Regions from separate parts of the Homo sapiens genome. Here region 1 is linked to region 2. A link is an interaction called in ENCODE POLR2A ChIA-PET data of the cell type or tissue named here. Cell type or tissue: endothelial cell of umbilical vein. All regions are shown on one strand. Region 1 overlaps MIGA1 (mitoguardin 1). Region 2 overlaps ST6GALNAC3 (ST6 N-acetylgalactosaminide alpha-2,6-sialyltransferase 3).

Region 1 (8,000 bases), 1.4 Mb before region 2:
GTTATATAAGTACTAACATCAGAGCAAGAAGCGATTAACTTTCTCTTGGGAGACAAACACTATTAAATACCTAAAAGCAAAGGAACTCTAAAATAAAGCTAAAGGCTTGGAATGTTGAGAGCTGGAAAGAATGTCACTTTCAACCCTCCAACAACAAAATAAAGTATTCTGACTCCATCAGAATACGGAGATCAGAGGGCAACCAATTGCCCCCTAAACTAACGAGACAGGCATTTGCAGAGAGGTAAGACATTAGCATTGGCTTACACGGACAAGACATAGCATGACGTTAGCAAGAAGAGGTCAGCAAGCATCGTTTCAAATCTGGTGGAGAAAGAATACACTGTTGAGAGGCTGGAGAGAGGTGCTGCAAATGTAGGTGAAATCCACACCTTTCTTGCATATCTTATCATCAAGAATCACCAGGCACTCGTAGAAAATACTGAAAGAGTCCTACAAAAGTCTCCCTAATGGTACAGAGGGAGGGAAACAGCAGCTTCTGTGGAGGGCATGAACCAGCACCATAACCTTTCTCCTCTATCCCCATTAAAGAACAAAAGCCTTAAACTGTGGATGCATCTTTAACTTTAGAGAGAAATTTATGCCATTAAATGCTTATATTAAAAAAGGAAAGATATCAAATCAGTAATCTAAGCTTTCGACTTAAGATTCTAGAAAAAGAAGTACAAATTCAACCTAAAACAAGCAGGATATAGGAAGCATTATAAAGATTAAAGCAGAAATCAATAAGACCAACAGCTGGTTTTTTTTTTTGGAAGGAAAACTAATAAAACCTCTAGCCAGTCTTATTAAGAAAAAAAAGCAAGAATGACACAAATTACCAAAATCAGAAAAAAAAGAGGAGGAGTCATTACTGCAGACCTCACAAAGGTCTGTAAAAAGGATCCTATAAACAATTCTATGACCACAAAGGACAAAATCAAAACTCACTCGGAAAAAAAAACAGGTAACACAAGCAGTTAAATATCTATTAAAGAAATTGAATAGGTAGTTAAAAACCTTCCAACAAGGAAAACTGAAGGCCAAATTACACCAAGTAGTTAAAGAAGAAACAGTATCAATTTCACAATGAGGATACGTCCTAATCATGTTATCAATCTAGTCCAGATGCTGTTTGACTTATAATGGGGTTATAGCCAATAAACCCATCCTAAGTTTAAAAACATAAGTCAGAAATTGATTTAATAAACCCAAACTACCAAACATCATGGCTTAAACTAGCCTATCTTAAACATGCTCAGAACACTTATTAATACATTAGTCTACATTTGGGCAAAATCATGTAACACAAAGCCTTTTTATGAGAAAGTCTTAGATGTCTCAAGTAATTTATTGAATACCGTACATTATGTCAAATTTGCAATGGTTGTGCATCATCTTGAAGTCAAAAAATTGTTAAGTTGGGGACAGTTAATATCAAAGCCAGACAAAGACATCACAAAAAATAAAACTATAGGTTAATATCCCTCATTGATAGATGCAAAAAATCTTCCACAAAATATTAACAAATAAAATCCATCAATATATTAAAAAATATATAAATAACCAAGTGGTATACATCCTAGGAATGCAAATCTGGTTCAACATTTAAAAATCAATGTAACTTACCATAATATCAGCTAAAGAAAGCCATAATATTATCTCAACAGATGTGAAAAGAACACTTTAAAACATTCAACATCCATTTATGACTACTTAAAAACTCCCAGCAAATTAGGAATAGAAGGTGTAGTAGGTTGAATAGTGTCCCAGAATGATTCATGTCCACCTGGAACATCAGAATGTGATCATATTTGAAAATAGGGTCTTTGCTGATATAATTAAAGTAAGAATTCAGATGAGACCATACTGGATTAGGGTGTGCCCTCAATCCAATGAGAGTATCTTTGTAAGCCATAAATACACAAAGGGGAAGGCCATGTAAAGACACTGAAGCTATGCTGTGATATGGTTTGGCTACATCCCCACCCAAATCTCATCTTGAATTGTAGCGCCCATAATTCCCACGTGTTGTGAGTTGGCCCCCGTGGGAGATAATTGAATCATAGGGGCAGTTTCCTACTGTCCTCATGGTAGAGAATATGTCTCACAAGAGCTGATGCTTTTATAAGGGGAAACTCCTTTCGCTTGGCTCTCACTTCTCTCTTGTCTGCCGCCATGGAAGACGCACCTTTTGCCTTCTACCATAATTGTGAGGCCTCACCAGCCATGTGGAACTGTGAGTCCATTAAACCTCTTTTTCTTTATAAATTATCCAGTCTCAGGTATGTCTTTATCAGCAGAGTGAGAACTGACTAATCCATGCTGCTACAGCCAAGAATGTCTGGAGTCACCAGAAGCTGGAAAAGGCAAGGAAGGATTCTCCCCTAGAACCTTCAGAGGAAGTGTGGCTCTGCTACACTGTGATTTCAGCCTCCATAATTAAAAAATTAAATTTCTATTGTTGTAAGTCACCAAGTTTGTAGTAATTTGTTATGGTAACTCTGGGGAACTAACACAAAAGGGAAATTCCTCCATCTGATAAAGGGTATTTATTTTAAAAACCTGTAGCTAAGATCATGCTTAATGGTGAAAAACTAAATGCTTTCCCCATAAGATCATGAACAAGGCAAGGATGTCATTTCACCAATGTCGTATTAGAAGTACTAGCCAGTACAAAAAATTAAGAAACAGGAATAAAAGGAATACATATTAGAAAGGAAGAAGTAAAACTATTCACATATGATACAGCTGTCTATAAAGTTACAAAGAATCTACAAAAAAGCTCCTATAACTAGTAGGTAAGTTTCACAAGATAACAGAATACAAAGTCAATATACAATATCAACTGTATTTCTGTATAAAAGCAATAAGCAACCGGAATTTGAATTTCAAAAAGTAATACTATTTATAATAGCACCAAGAAAAAGAAAAGGAAAATACTAGAGCTAAATCTAATAAAATCTGTGCTAGGTAACAATGAAACACAAAAGATATCAAAGAAGATAAAAGGAGAGAGACATCATATTCATGGATTATAGGAATTTTTCTCTCCAATTTGATCTACATAAACAACATAATCCAAATAAAAAACCCAGAAAAATTTTTGTAGTTACTGATAAGCTTATTTTTAAAAAATTAAGAAAAGGCAAAAGAACTAGAGGAACCAAAACAATTTTAAAAAGAACAAAGTTGCAGAACTCAAAATAGCTGAATTCAAGACTTAACTGTAAAGCAACAGGCAATACAGTGTGGACGTATAGATCAATACAGTAGAATAGACAGCCTGCAAGAAACACACACAAACATATAGTCAATCTATTTTTGTCAAAGGTAGAAAGAAAATCCAAAGAAGAAATTTCTAGAAGAAAACACAGGAGAAAATATGTATGACCTCATAATCACCTAAAATCAGAAACAACCTGGATGCCCTTCAACAGGTGAACAGATAAACTGTAGTACATTCATACAATGGAATGTTACTCATCAACAAAAAAGGACAAACTATTCAGACAAACAACAATGTGGATGAATTTCAAATGCATTATGGTAAAAGGAAAAAGCCAATTTCAAAAGATTATACGTTGTTTAATTCCATTTATGTGACATTTGTGGGTAAAGATAAAACTACAGGGACAGAAAACATCAATGGCAGCTAGCGGTCAGAGGTGACCACAAAGGGGCAGCACACGGGAACTCTGGGGATGAAGAACTGTTCTGTTTGGTGCTGTGGTGATGGACACATGATTGCACAGCTGTAAAAACACACAGAACTGGGCACAACAAAGAACAAATTGTGCTCCATGTCAATTGAAAAAAAATCAACCAGGATATGGGATCACAGATGGATCCAAAGATAAATCACAGGCTGTGAAAAGTAAATCAAACTTTGTTCCAAATGAAGCACACTGAAAGGTGTGAGGAAGAAAGGCGCTGACCTAAGTGACAGTGTTTTGCCTGGATATTGTAAGACTACAGACAAAAAGAGTTAGACATAAATACTGTAACCTGTTGGTAAATTTGTTTCTCAAAGGAGTACTGGGGCCAACTGCAGTGGTACCTGCCTGTAGTCTCAGCTATTTGGAAAACTGAGGCAGGAGAATAAGTTGAGCCCAGGGGTTCGAGGTTGCAGTGAGCTACTATCGCACCACTGCACTCCAGCCTGTGTGACAAAGTGAGACTCCATCTCTTAAAAAAAAAAAAAAAATTAAGACCAGGCACGGTGGGCTCACGCCTGTAATCCCAGTACTTTGGGAGGCCAAGGCGGGTGGATCACGAGGTCAGGAGATCGAGACCATCCTGGCTAATATGGTGAAACCCCGTCTCTACTAAAAATACAAAAAAATTAGCCGGCATGGTGGCGGTCGCCTGTAGTCCCAGCTACTTGGGAGGCTGAGGCAGGAGAATGGCGTGAACCCAGGAGGCAGAGCTTGCAGTGAGCCGAGATCATGCCACTGTGCTCCAACCTGGGTGACAGAGAGAGACTCCATCTCAAAAAAAAAAAAAATTAAGTTGAATTTTAAAAAGAGGAGTATTGGGGTGCAAATTCTGAAATTTCTTTATGTGTACACTAGATATTATAATAAGTAAATATATTATGAGTAATACACTATAGTTAATGAGAGCCAGGTGTCTCACTGCTGAATAAACACGTCACAAATGATCCAACTAGGAATGCTAAAATGAAATATCTGTTGTTGGATTGAAGTCAGAAGTATCAATATGACCAGCACTTTGGGAGGCTGAGGCGGGTGGATAGCTTGAGGTCAGGAGTTCCAGACTGGCCTGGCCAACATGGTGAAACCCCGTCTCTACTAAAAATACAAAAAAAAATTAGCCAGGCATGGTGGCGCACACCTATAATCCCAGCTACTCAGGAGGCTGAGGCAGGAGAATCGCTTGAACCCAGGAGGCAGAGGTTGCAGTGAGCCGAGATCATGCCACTACACTCCAGCCTCAACGACAGAGTGAGAATCTCTCCAAAAAAAAAAAAAAAAGAAAGTAATATACCAGGCCCAGCATGGTGGCTCACACCTCTGGGAGGACAAGGTGGAGAGATCACTTGAGCCGGAGTTTGAGACCAGCCTGGGCAACATGGTGAAGCTCCATCTCTAACAAAAATACAAAAATTGGCAGGGTATGGCAGTGGGTGCCCACAGTCCCAGCTACTTGGAGGCTGAGGTAGGGGGATTGCTTGAGCCGAGCAGTAAGTCATGATTGTGCCACTGCACTCCTGCCTGGGCAACAGAGCAAGAAACTATCTCAAAAAAAAAAAGAAAAGAAAAAGAAAAATATTCCAAATAATAAATGTAGAAGTAATGAAGGAAATAGAAAATCACCAATAAACACTTCAGTAAGAACTGCTGGCTGGGTGCAGTGGCTCACACCTGTAAATCCCAGCACTTTGAGAGGCCGAGGCAGGTGGATCACCTGAGGTCAGCCGTTTAAGACCAGCCTGACCAGTATGGTGAAACCCCATCTTTACTAAAAATACAAAAATTAGCTGGGCATGGTGGCATGCGCCTGTAGTCCCAGCTACTCGGGTGGCTGAGACAGGAGAATTGCTTGAACCCGGGAGGTGGAGATTGCAGTGAGCCGAGATCACGCCACTGCACTCCGGCCTGGGCAACAGAGCAAGGGTGCATCTTAAAAAAAAAACAAAAAACTCCTGAAGGCAGCATCAAGAAATAAGTACTAAAGTAAGATATCTTACAGTGTCAAAGTCTCTACCTCCAAACTTCTTATTTACAAAGGAGAAAAAGTGGAAAAGTGTGGCAGACACATCCTTAACTAAATGATCAAGGGGTGTGTGTGTGTGCCTTTTTTCAAAAGACAGGGTCTCGCTCTGTTGCCCAGGCTAGCGTGCAGTGTGCAATCACAGCTCACCAGAGCCTTAAACTCCAGGGCTCAAGCGATCCTCCCACTTTAGCCTCCAGAGTAGCTGGGACTACAGACATGCATCACTGTGTTCAAGTAATCCTCCCACCTTGTCATGCCAAAGTGCTGGGATTATAGGAATGAGACACCATGCCTGACCAGTGATCAAAGCTACTATCACCAGTAACAAGGCACACAGACATCATCATGTATCCCCTGATATTGTGACATCTTGCCAAAAATGCATAACTTGAATCCAACCCTGAGAAAACATAAGACACACTCAACTGAGGGACATTCTGCAAAATACCTATCCTATATATTTCAAAAGCAGCAGGTCATATAAACCAAGGAAAACTGAAAGAACTGTCACAGATTGGAGAAGACTAAGGAAACCTGACAACTAAATGCAATGTGGGAACCTAGATAAGATCCTGAAGGATATAAGGTGGAAAAAAGTAATAAAACCTAAATAAAGTCTATAGTGTAGTTAAGAATATTACTTACAAAATTAAGATTACAATGTTAATCTTAGTTTTGATAGTTGTATTAGAGTTATAACAGACATTAATATTAAGATGTTAATACAAAGCATACACGAGAATTCTATGTACAATCTTTGCAACTCTTTGGTAAATAAAATTCTTTCAAAATAAAAGTTTAAGGCCGGGCGCGGTGGCTCATGGCTGTAATCCCAACACTTTGGGAGGCTGAGGCGGGCAGATCACTTGAGGTCAGGAGTTCGAGACCAGCCTGGCCAACATGGCGAAACCCCACCTCTACAAAAAATAATAAAAAATTAGCCAGGTGCGGTGGTGCTCACCTGTAATCCCAACCACTTGGGAGGCTGAAGCACGAGAATTGCTTGAACCCAGGAGGTAGAGGTTGCAGTGAGCTGAGATCACGCCACTGCACTCCAGCCTGGGCGACAGAGTGAGACCCTGTCTCAAAAAAAAAAAAAAAAAAAAAGATAAAATTTTAGTAAAGCAGCCAGGCACAGTGGTTCACGCCTGTAATCCCAGCACTTTGGGAGGCTGAGGTGGGCAGATCACTTGAAGTCAGGTAGACCAGCCTGGGCAACATGGTGAAACCCCATCTCTATTAAAAATACAAAAAAAAAAAAAAATTAGCTGGGCATGGTGGCGCATGCCTGTAGTCCCAGCTACTCAGGAGGCTGAGGCATGAGAATCACTTGAGCCTGGGAGGCAGAGGTTGCAGCGAGCCAAGATTGTGCCACTGCATTCCAGTCTGGATGATAGAGGGAATCCTTTCTCAAAACAAAACAAAACAAACAAGCAAACAAACAAACAAAAAAAACCTCTCAGGATTCAACAGTAAAAAAAGCAAATAGGCTGGGCACCATGGCTCATGCCTATAATCCCAGCACTTTGTGAGGCCAAAGCGGACAGACTGCTTGAGCTCAGGAGTTCCAGACCAGCCTGGGCAACATGGTGAGACCCCGTCTCTACAAAAAATACAAAAATTAGCCAGGCATGGTGGTGCATGCCTGCGTCACAGCTAATGAGGAGACTAAAGTGAGAGAATTGCTTGAGCCCAGAAGATTGAGGCTACAATGAGCCGATATCACACCACTGCACTCCAGCCCGGGCAACAGAGAGACCCTGTCTTTAAAAAACAAAAAACATACAAACAAAAAAAACAGGCCGGGTGCTGTGGCTCATGCCTGTAATCCCAGTACTTTGGGAGGCTGAGGCGGGCAGATCACCTAAGGTCAGGAGTTCAAGACCAGGCTGGCCAACGTGGTAAAACCCCGTCTCTACTAAAAATACAAAAAAATTAGCCGGGCATAGTGCTGCATGCCTGTAATCTCAGCTATTCAGGAGGCTGAGACAGGAGAATCACTTGAACCCGGGAGGCAGAGGTTGCAGTGAGCTGAGATCGCGCCACTGCACTCCAGCCTGGGCTACAAGGGTGAGACTCCATCTCAAAAAAAAAAAAAAAAAAAGCAAACAATCCAATTTAGAAAATGGGCAAAGGACATGAAGAGACATTTCATTTCATTGAAGATGATATACAGATGGCAAACACACACAAACCCAAGAAGATGTTCAACATCATTAGCCAATTGGGAAATGCAAATTAAGACCACAGTGAGATACCAG
Region 2 (8,000 bases):
GAAAGAGGAGAGAAAAGACAGAGCACAAGAGGGGAAGCAGGCGGGGTGGCAAAAGGTTTTTGTCACAAGGAGAAATCAACATAATGAGAATGGAGATGCCCCCACATTTCATCCTCAAAACCGCCTGTAGAAGCCTGGGGACTGCCAAATTCCTTTTGAAACAATTTTCATTGAACACCGAAAACATCTTTTGATGGTACAAATGAAGGAAAAAGACTTCAAGTTGTATCTAATATCTATAACTCCCAAAAGGTAAGTCACTCAACATTATAAGAGAATACAAAAGTAGGCTGGGCATGGTGGCTTACGCCTGTAATCCCAGCACTCTGGGATGTCAAGGTGGGAGGGTCACTTAAGCCCAGAAGTTCAAAACCAGCCTAGGCAACATGGAGTGACTCTGTCTTTACAAAAAAAATTTAAAAATTAGCCAGGCATGGTGGCACACGCCTGTATTTCCAGCTATTTGGATGGCTACGGAGGGAGGATCACTTGAGCCCAGGAGGTCAAGGCTTCAGCGAGCCATGTTTGTGCCACTGCATTCCAGCCTGGGCAACAGAGTGAGATTCTGTCTCAAAAAAAAAAAAAAAAAAAAAAAAAAAAAGGCAATAAAGGCAACTTAGCTACATATTTCAGCCAGCATTTTTCAGCGTATAACATAAAACATTTTTTTTGCCCAAACAAGTTGAAAATTTACATGCACACAAAAACCTGCACACAGATATTTATAGCAACTCTATCCATAATTGACAAAACTTGGAAACAACCAAGATGTCCTTCAGTAGATAAATGGATAAATAAACTGTGGTACAATTCGGACAATGGAATATTATTCAGCACTAAAAACAAATGAGCTATCAAGCCATGAAATGTCATGGAAGAACTTTAAATGGGTGTAATAAGTAAGAAATTTAAAGGAGTGTAATATTACTAAGTAACAGAATCTAGTCTGAAAAGGATTCATACTGTATGATTCCAAGTATATGACATTCTAGAAAAGGCAAAACAATTAGAAAGTAAAAAGATTATTGGTTGTTAGGGGTTAGGGGAGAGAGAGGGATGAATAGACAGAGCAGAGAAGACTTTTAGGACAGTGAAACTATTCTGTATTATAATGGTGGATACATGTCCTTATACATTTGTATAAACCCATAGAATGTATGTACAATGCCAAGAGTGATGCCTAATGTAAGCTGTGGACTCTGGGGGATAATGATGTGTCACTGCAGGTTCATCAGTTGTAACAAATGTACCACTCTGGGCGGGGGGGATGTTAATAATGCGAGAGACAGTTTATATTGGGGCAGGGTTGTATTAAGTCTTCAAAAATTCGGACTTCCCAAAGAAAAAACAAATAAGGCAATTTAAAAGAGAATCAGCTTCTTGTTCTATTCCCATGTTCCATTTCATTTGTAGCTCTTTCTACATAGAGGAGAACCAGCATGAAAGAGATTTCTGGTAAAAACTGATTTTATGGAATATTTTGTGTATATGTGTGCATGTGTATGAGAGAGACAGAAAGGGAGAGGAACTGAGAGACAGAAAGAAAGACAGAATGATAATTTGTGATAGATTTACATCTATGAAATGAAGAGCTACAAAATTCAGGTGGATTTGTCTTGAATTTTATTTTTTTAATCAAAATTCAACTTTCAGCTACCTTTGATTTAAAAATAAAGTAAAAATTATCAAATTTTAATTCTGGAGCTCTTCACCCACTTTAGGGCAGAGGAGATAAAGCATTTGAGACTGTTGGAAGTGAGCTGGCTTCCCAAGCTTAACTAGTTAGTGGCAAAGTTGAGGCAAGCATACCCAGTGTTCACCTGCTTTTGTTTCTGGGGTTATCTAAGCAGCAGCAGCTACAGGTGATCCAGAACTTGCTCTTAGCAGCCCTAAGGAAAGTTAAGGGCCCTTCTAAAATGGGCATTTGAAACAGCTGTTCTCAGCAAGAGGAGGGGGCTGCCAGGGCTGTGATGCTGATCTCTGCATCACAGGAATCTGTCTGTCCTCTCCCTTAAACTCTCAGCTAAAATAATACTTTCCCAAAAAGGTCTTTGAGTTCAGGGTAGAGGGCATCATGCTTCATTCTACCAAGAGGCTTTACACGATTTCTATAAGCAGAAGGCTCAGAAATCATTACTTTGTAAGTATGAAATCAGCTCCAGGCAGAACCAAGTGGCAAGAAGGCTTTTTAGTACTATCTTCAAGTGCTTACGAAATTGACACTCTCATAAAAAAATATTTGTTAAGGACCTAATATACACTGAGAACTCTGCACAGAGAGATGAAAAAACAGCCTTGAGGGGCTTCCAATATTGCCAATCCCATTGGCCAGCTGGAACTGTACATAAAAGATAAGAAGCAGCCAAACTAGCCTGTACAAGTGCAAGATACAGGGCGAGAAAAATAAATGCTTGAGGAATTCGTAGGAGGGAGGGATAAATGGGGCTGTTAGAGAGAGCTGCATGGAAAAAGTCAACTCTTGAGCTATGCCTTAAATGATTTATTTGACAAGAGTAGAAAAGGAACAGCATTTCAGCTGAGAAACAGGGTCAGCAAAGATGCAAAGCTTAGAATGTGTATCTGGAGATAACGAGCAGACCCATGTGGTTGGGCCAGAGAACAACTGTAGGGACTAGTTGGCAACAAACTTAGAAAAATTGCTGGACAAAATTCTTTGAGGGACAAGAATGCCAGATAAAAGAAACTAAAGGCAATGAAGAACCATCAGAGTTTTGTGGGTAGGTGAATGAAATGTAAAAGTGATTTAGGAAGATTAATCTGGTGGAAGTATAAAATGCAGATTGAAGGGCAAAAGATGGAAAGCAGTGAGAATAGATGGAGACTATTTTCATAGTCTAGACCTGAGACAATGAGAGCCTCGAGATAGAAACAAAGCATATAATCAAAGAATATTTTGAAGTAAGTGACTGTGGACTTGGTAACTCAATTACATTTTCGTTAGGAAAGATAAGTCAAATTTAAACAGATTGAATTTCACACAGAAAATGCCTAAAGGCCAACCTAGTTTTAGAGACCAATGTTTAGAAGTGATAGCAGAGATGGAGACAAGACGTAGCAGTGATGGTTGACTTATGGAAGTGAATGAGTCCTCTTGGGGAGAGAATGTTTCATTTGTACTGAACATATATCAATAAAAGGAATGGTAGAAAAGTAAAGACCAGTATCATGGCTTTTTGGAAGCATGGTAGCAAGTGACTGAGTTTGCCAATTTCTACCTGTATTTACTTGAACAGTCTCTGTTTTCTGAGGCTTCCTGATGATCCAAGACTGATGAGAGCGGCCAAGAGTCATTCATAGTTGAGCTCACAGTCTATCATTCTGTAAGTGAAACCTGAGCAGTTGGAAACCCTGGTGACAAGGCCAATGTCTTCCAGTGCTCAAGAGTCTTAAAACTCCACTCTGAAGAATATGTTGAGCACATATTGAAGGTCCCTATACTGTTTTCAATATGATGTATGTAATGATTTTTCTAAATGATGGAAAAATAAAAGTCTGGATGATTATCTAAATGTGCAATGCAATAAAATGTCAGTGGAGGAAAAGTGATACTAGCTGGAATTCTTCTTGATATTATGATATAGATATAAAATAATTCCTACTAATAATAGTAAATACTAGCACCATGTGCTATGCCCAGGCTAAGAAATTTATAAATTTCTAGTTTAATTCTAACAAAAGTATAGACACTACTTTATACATGAGAAAACTGAAGCACAGAGAGTTTACACTTGACCTAGATCATACAGATAGGACATGGTGGACTGTTATATGCTATAATCTATGACAAGAAACCAACATCTACTTGATTCATTATCATCAATCAATCAAACCTCTAACTTGAGAATTCAGTATAACAATTCTATTGTTAAAAACAAAACACAGATGAGTCAAGTACATACATACACATACACACACACAAATATATAAGCACAGATTAGTAGAAGAGGAAGGACTAATTGTTATTTTTAACTAAAACATGACACAATCTGAGAAACTTTTTTATAAAGCTACCCTTAGTAAAGACTCATACTTCCAGTTCATTTAACAAAAAGGCATTATAAAGTTAAGGTTCTTCATAGGACTGATGGTTACATTTCAAAACTCATATTATATGAGATGGACCTCGGTATCACTAATGTCTCCGCATATACAATTTCTGGCAAAACATAGCCTGTTTACGAGAAGTGCAGAAATGTTGTTAAACTTAATTAGATCTAATTGTCACACTTTCATTAGCTATTAGCATTATGTAAAGATAAACTAATGCATAATGAGTTCTTTCATTGTCACATAATTATAATTTTAATGATTACATTATGACCATTATAATACAGTGCATATTTTCAATTTTCCCATTAGTGGGCAATTATTTATAAGGTTTTCTATTACAATCTGTCCACAGAGACCAAGTTATTAATGCCTCCATTTTCCTATAATGATGACCACAGTGTTAAAATCAATATGATGGCCACAGGGAGAACTGCAAAATAACGTGGAAAGAACAACAAAACTACAACCATGAAGTAGGCTCATTCAGCACACGCCTGAGGAAATTTTAAGATGGATAAAAATAACATATTAATATTCTTACAAGAAGTTCTAGTTTACAAGGTTTTCTCAAGTATAATTTTTCTCATTTTTTGTGACCTTAAGTCCCCAACTCTTTCCTAAGACAGTTTCCATGGTATGAAATATTTAAAAACCTGGCCTTTGAAAAATGTCTTAAAGAGTTTTCACCATTCAGAGAATTAGATTAAAATCCCACAAAGTCATTTCTGGGAAATTTTTTGAATTGTTCAATTTCAGGGTTGTATGTCAGGAAGTAAGATGCTGATGAACCGTATGATTCATCCTCAAAGATGATGAAGAGTGGGAGAAATTTATTATAACAAAGGAAAAGGGCAGTGTGATTGGATAGCGATTATGGCAACAAGGGGCTGGATGTAGGTCCTGAAAATAATAACAATAATAATACTAATAACATCTAATAGAATATTTGCTTTTGTCCACTAACTCTGAGAATAAACAGATCTCCTCACTATTCTTTGTGTGAAGACTGAGACTATTTGGTGGACTTAGAGAGATGTCCAGAACTATAGAAAGACATTTAGGAATGCAGCTTACTATACACACCTGGTTGGTTACTTACTATGCAACTAAGGTTGGTTGCATTACATGGTTCTGAGGTCTCACATGGAGACAAGACAGGCCCTTCGGGGCTTTTCTGTAGCCCTGTGAAACTATATCTGTCTCCCCCAACTGCAATGGGGTTGTCTCAGTTATCTCTGAATTCCTGGCAATGTGCACTTAAAAATTTTGTGGCAGAAATTAATGAACTAGATAGATTTAAGCCCAAAAGTTCAAAGTAGCTCATATTATCCAACTTGATGGTAAAACTAACCTAATTTTAATATGGACCAGTGTCCCTCCCCAAGAAAAACTGTTGGTCCAGGTTCTCGATAGATATGTACTCATATAGTTTGGAGATACGATTAATTTTTTTATTTTTCCATGGAGGAGAATCAAGAATCCTTGCACATATTGGGTCACTGGTTCTCCAGGCATAGGAATGTGTAAGACACACTTGGGGAACTGTTTAAATGCAGAGCCATTCCCAGAGGTTCTGAATCCACAGGGCTGAGAGGCTATGTTTCTAGCAGAACCCTCCAGAAGATTCTGAAGCAGATGGTCCCCAGAGCACATTTGAGAAATACTCAACCTGGTGCTCAATTCAATGGTGGCAGTCCTTGTGAGCCAGTAAACATGACACTAGCCTAGGATTCATAAGACCCCATGAATGAAGTTTCACTACAAGAGGTGGGACTTGAGAAAGTCACTAGATTTGCCCTGGTCTTAGGTTTCCTTACCCATTAAATAAGTGTGTTGTGCTCACTTCTGAGTTTCTTTGCTGAGATCTCTGTACCACTAAGGAGACCATGAAGTTGGCAACAGAGATTCTTGAGCTATGCATGAAATTCCAAAAAGCCAAACAGTAATCATTTATTTACCCAATACAAAATCTTATTTGAAACATCTACTTTTTTGGATTAAATTATATCACCTCAATGTTCCCCTGGTTATCAGAATCTCTCATGAAAGTTAAACAATCATGTGCCACACAGTGACATTTCAGTCAGAGATGAGCCGCATATATGACCATGGTCTCATAGGATTATAAACGGAGCTGAAAAATTCCTATAGCCAACTGATGTCGTAACTGTCATAGCATCATAGTACAACGCATTACTCATGTGTTTGTGGTGATGCTGGTTTAGGTAAACTACTGCATGTCCAGCCATATAAAAGTATAACACATACAATTATGTACAGTATATAATACTTGATAATGATAATAAACAACTATGTTACTAGGCTTATGTATTTACTTTATTTTTCATCATTATTTTAGAGGGCATTCTCTCTCTCTCTTTCTCTCTCTCCCTATATATATATATATGTACAGATATATATATATATATCTGTAAAACAGCTGCAGGCAGGTCTTTCAGGCAGTATTCCACAAGAAGGCATTGCTATCATAGGAGATGACAGCTCCATGCATGTTGTTGTCTCTGAAGATCTTCCAGTGAGACAAGATGTGAAGGTGGAAGACAGCGATATTGGTGATGCTGACCCTGTGTAGGCCTAGGATAATGAACTAACAATCCCAAACAACCTCATGTTACCCACTCAACAACTGGGTAGTGTCACCTATGTGTGTCAGATGCTATTTGAGGGGGCAGAGAGGTAAACAACAAGTTATGCCCTCATGGTGCTTACAGTCTAATAAGGGAAGACAGAAAATAGCAAACACATATCAGGCCATAACAAGTAACATAAAGGAAAATAGAGTTTGAAAAGCAGAAAAGGGAGAGTTGGGGGTGGGAGAGTGTTGTCAAAAAAGGGCTCTCTTATAAGGCGACATTTGAATCAAGACCTAAAGAAAATGGGGCAAAAGTCATGTAGATTTCTGGAGGGACTCCAGAAATCCTGAGTTATAGAATATATGCTTTTCAAAACAGGAAGATGATTCATCGTCTATATTATCATAAACTTTACTTAAGCTAACATATTTATGAGCTCATCTTCTGGGCTGACTCCAGGATTATAGACAAAGCACATGGTCTTGATTTCTTAACAGGGCTGTGGGCAACACAGTGAAATCTCTAGTCCATTGATTATCTGACACTGAGGTAAAGCCTGGATTTTGGCACAATACTTATTTTTGCTGCCTCAAGAACATATCTTAGTTCACTTTCTATCCTTGTGGTCAAGACATTTTTAGTTCACTTTGAGATTTGGTCTCTCTCGGCAAGGTTTCTCAGCTACTTTCATTTCTTCTCTACTGACATCCTGATGAACATGGTTTATAAATATTAAAAATAAGGAGGTGAGACCAGATGCAAAGAACTTGCCAATGAATGTCAGAAGTTCCGACGAGTTCCCAGTAAAATTAGAGAATGTGTTTCAAGTATCAGTGGATTCCCCACATCTAGAACAATGACTGACACCTACTTAGCACCCAGGGGATATGTGCTCAAGGAATGTTTGTAAAAGACTGCATTTCTGTGCTGCCTATCTCAAACCAAAATAAAAGCTCTGCCTTAAAAAAAGAGCTTGGTGTGAGTGTACGCGGGTGAGGGCGTATGGTTGTATGTTAGTAAACAGGATGTTTTCTCTTTTATGAGAAACACAGCAGCTGCTAGTTACGCTCCTAATAGGGGAAGTTGCTACTTTTGCATCCTTGAAAGCCCCTATTTGCATAGGCGCTATACAGAAGGCAGACATTAGAAATGAAAACAGTATCTGATCACCAAATCTCACTGGCACTGAAAAGTTCTGCCTCTAGTTTGTGATTTTTGAAATGTGGATGTGCTGACAACAAAATTAACTTCTCCAAAGAGCTGAGAACTCTCATCATCCCTCTCACTATAATTTACATGACTTGACAAAATTAAACTGTTATTTTCATCGGGGTG

What was found. ChIA-PET counts read pairs that join two places held together with the same protein. Peaks named below come from ENCODE experiments on the same cell type or tissue, not always from the same donor. Only the 100,000 strongest peaks of a DNase experiment are listed, where the experiment ranks them.
Region 1: POLR2A ChIA-PET joins it to region 2 with 5 read pairs; 1 of 35 experiments calls an interaction of 5 or more read pairs at or near these places.

What each region holds. Positions count from the first base shown.
Region 1 is chr1:77,792,630-77,800,629 of GRCh38, reverse strand. All of the region lies in intron 2 of MIGA1 (mitoguardin 1), which reads right to left. Among named protein-coding and RNA genes, the nearest start is that of MIGA1, 17 kb to the right of the region's middle. In endothelial cell of umbilical vein, no CTCF peak of the experiment used is centred here; DNase peaks (open chromatin) are centred at 2,489 and 3,799; H3K27ac peaks cover 1,459 bases.
Region 2 is chr1:76,425,045-76,433,044 of GRCh38, reverse strand. The region is part of intron 3 of ST6GALNAC3 (ST6 N-acetylgalactosaminide alpha-2,6-sialyltransferase 3); the gene reads right to left. Among named protein-coding and RNA genes, the nearest start is that of LINC02567, 350 kb to the left of the region's middle. RefSeq lists an enhancer at 7,197-7,436. In endothelial cell of umbilical vein, no CTCF peak of the experiment used is centred here; a DNase peak (open chromatin) is centred at 7,044; H3K27ac peaks cover 1,498 bases.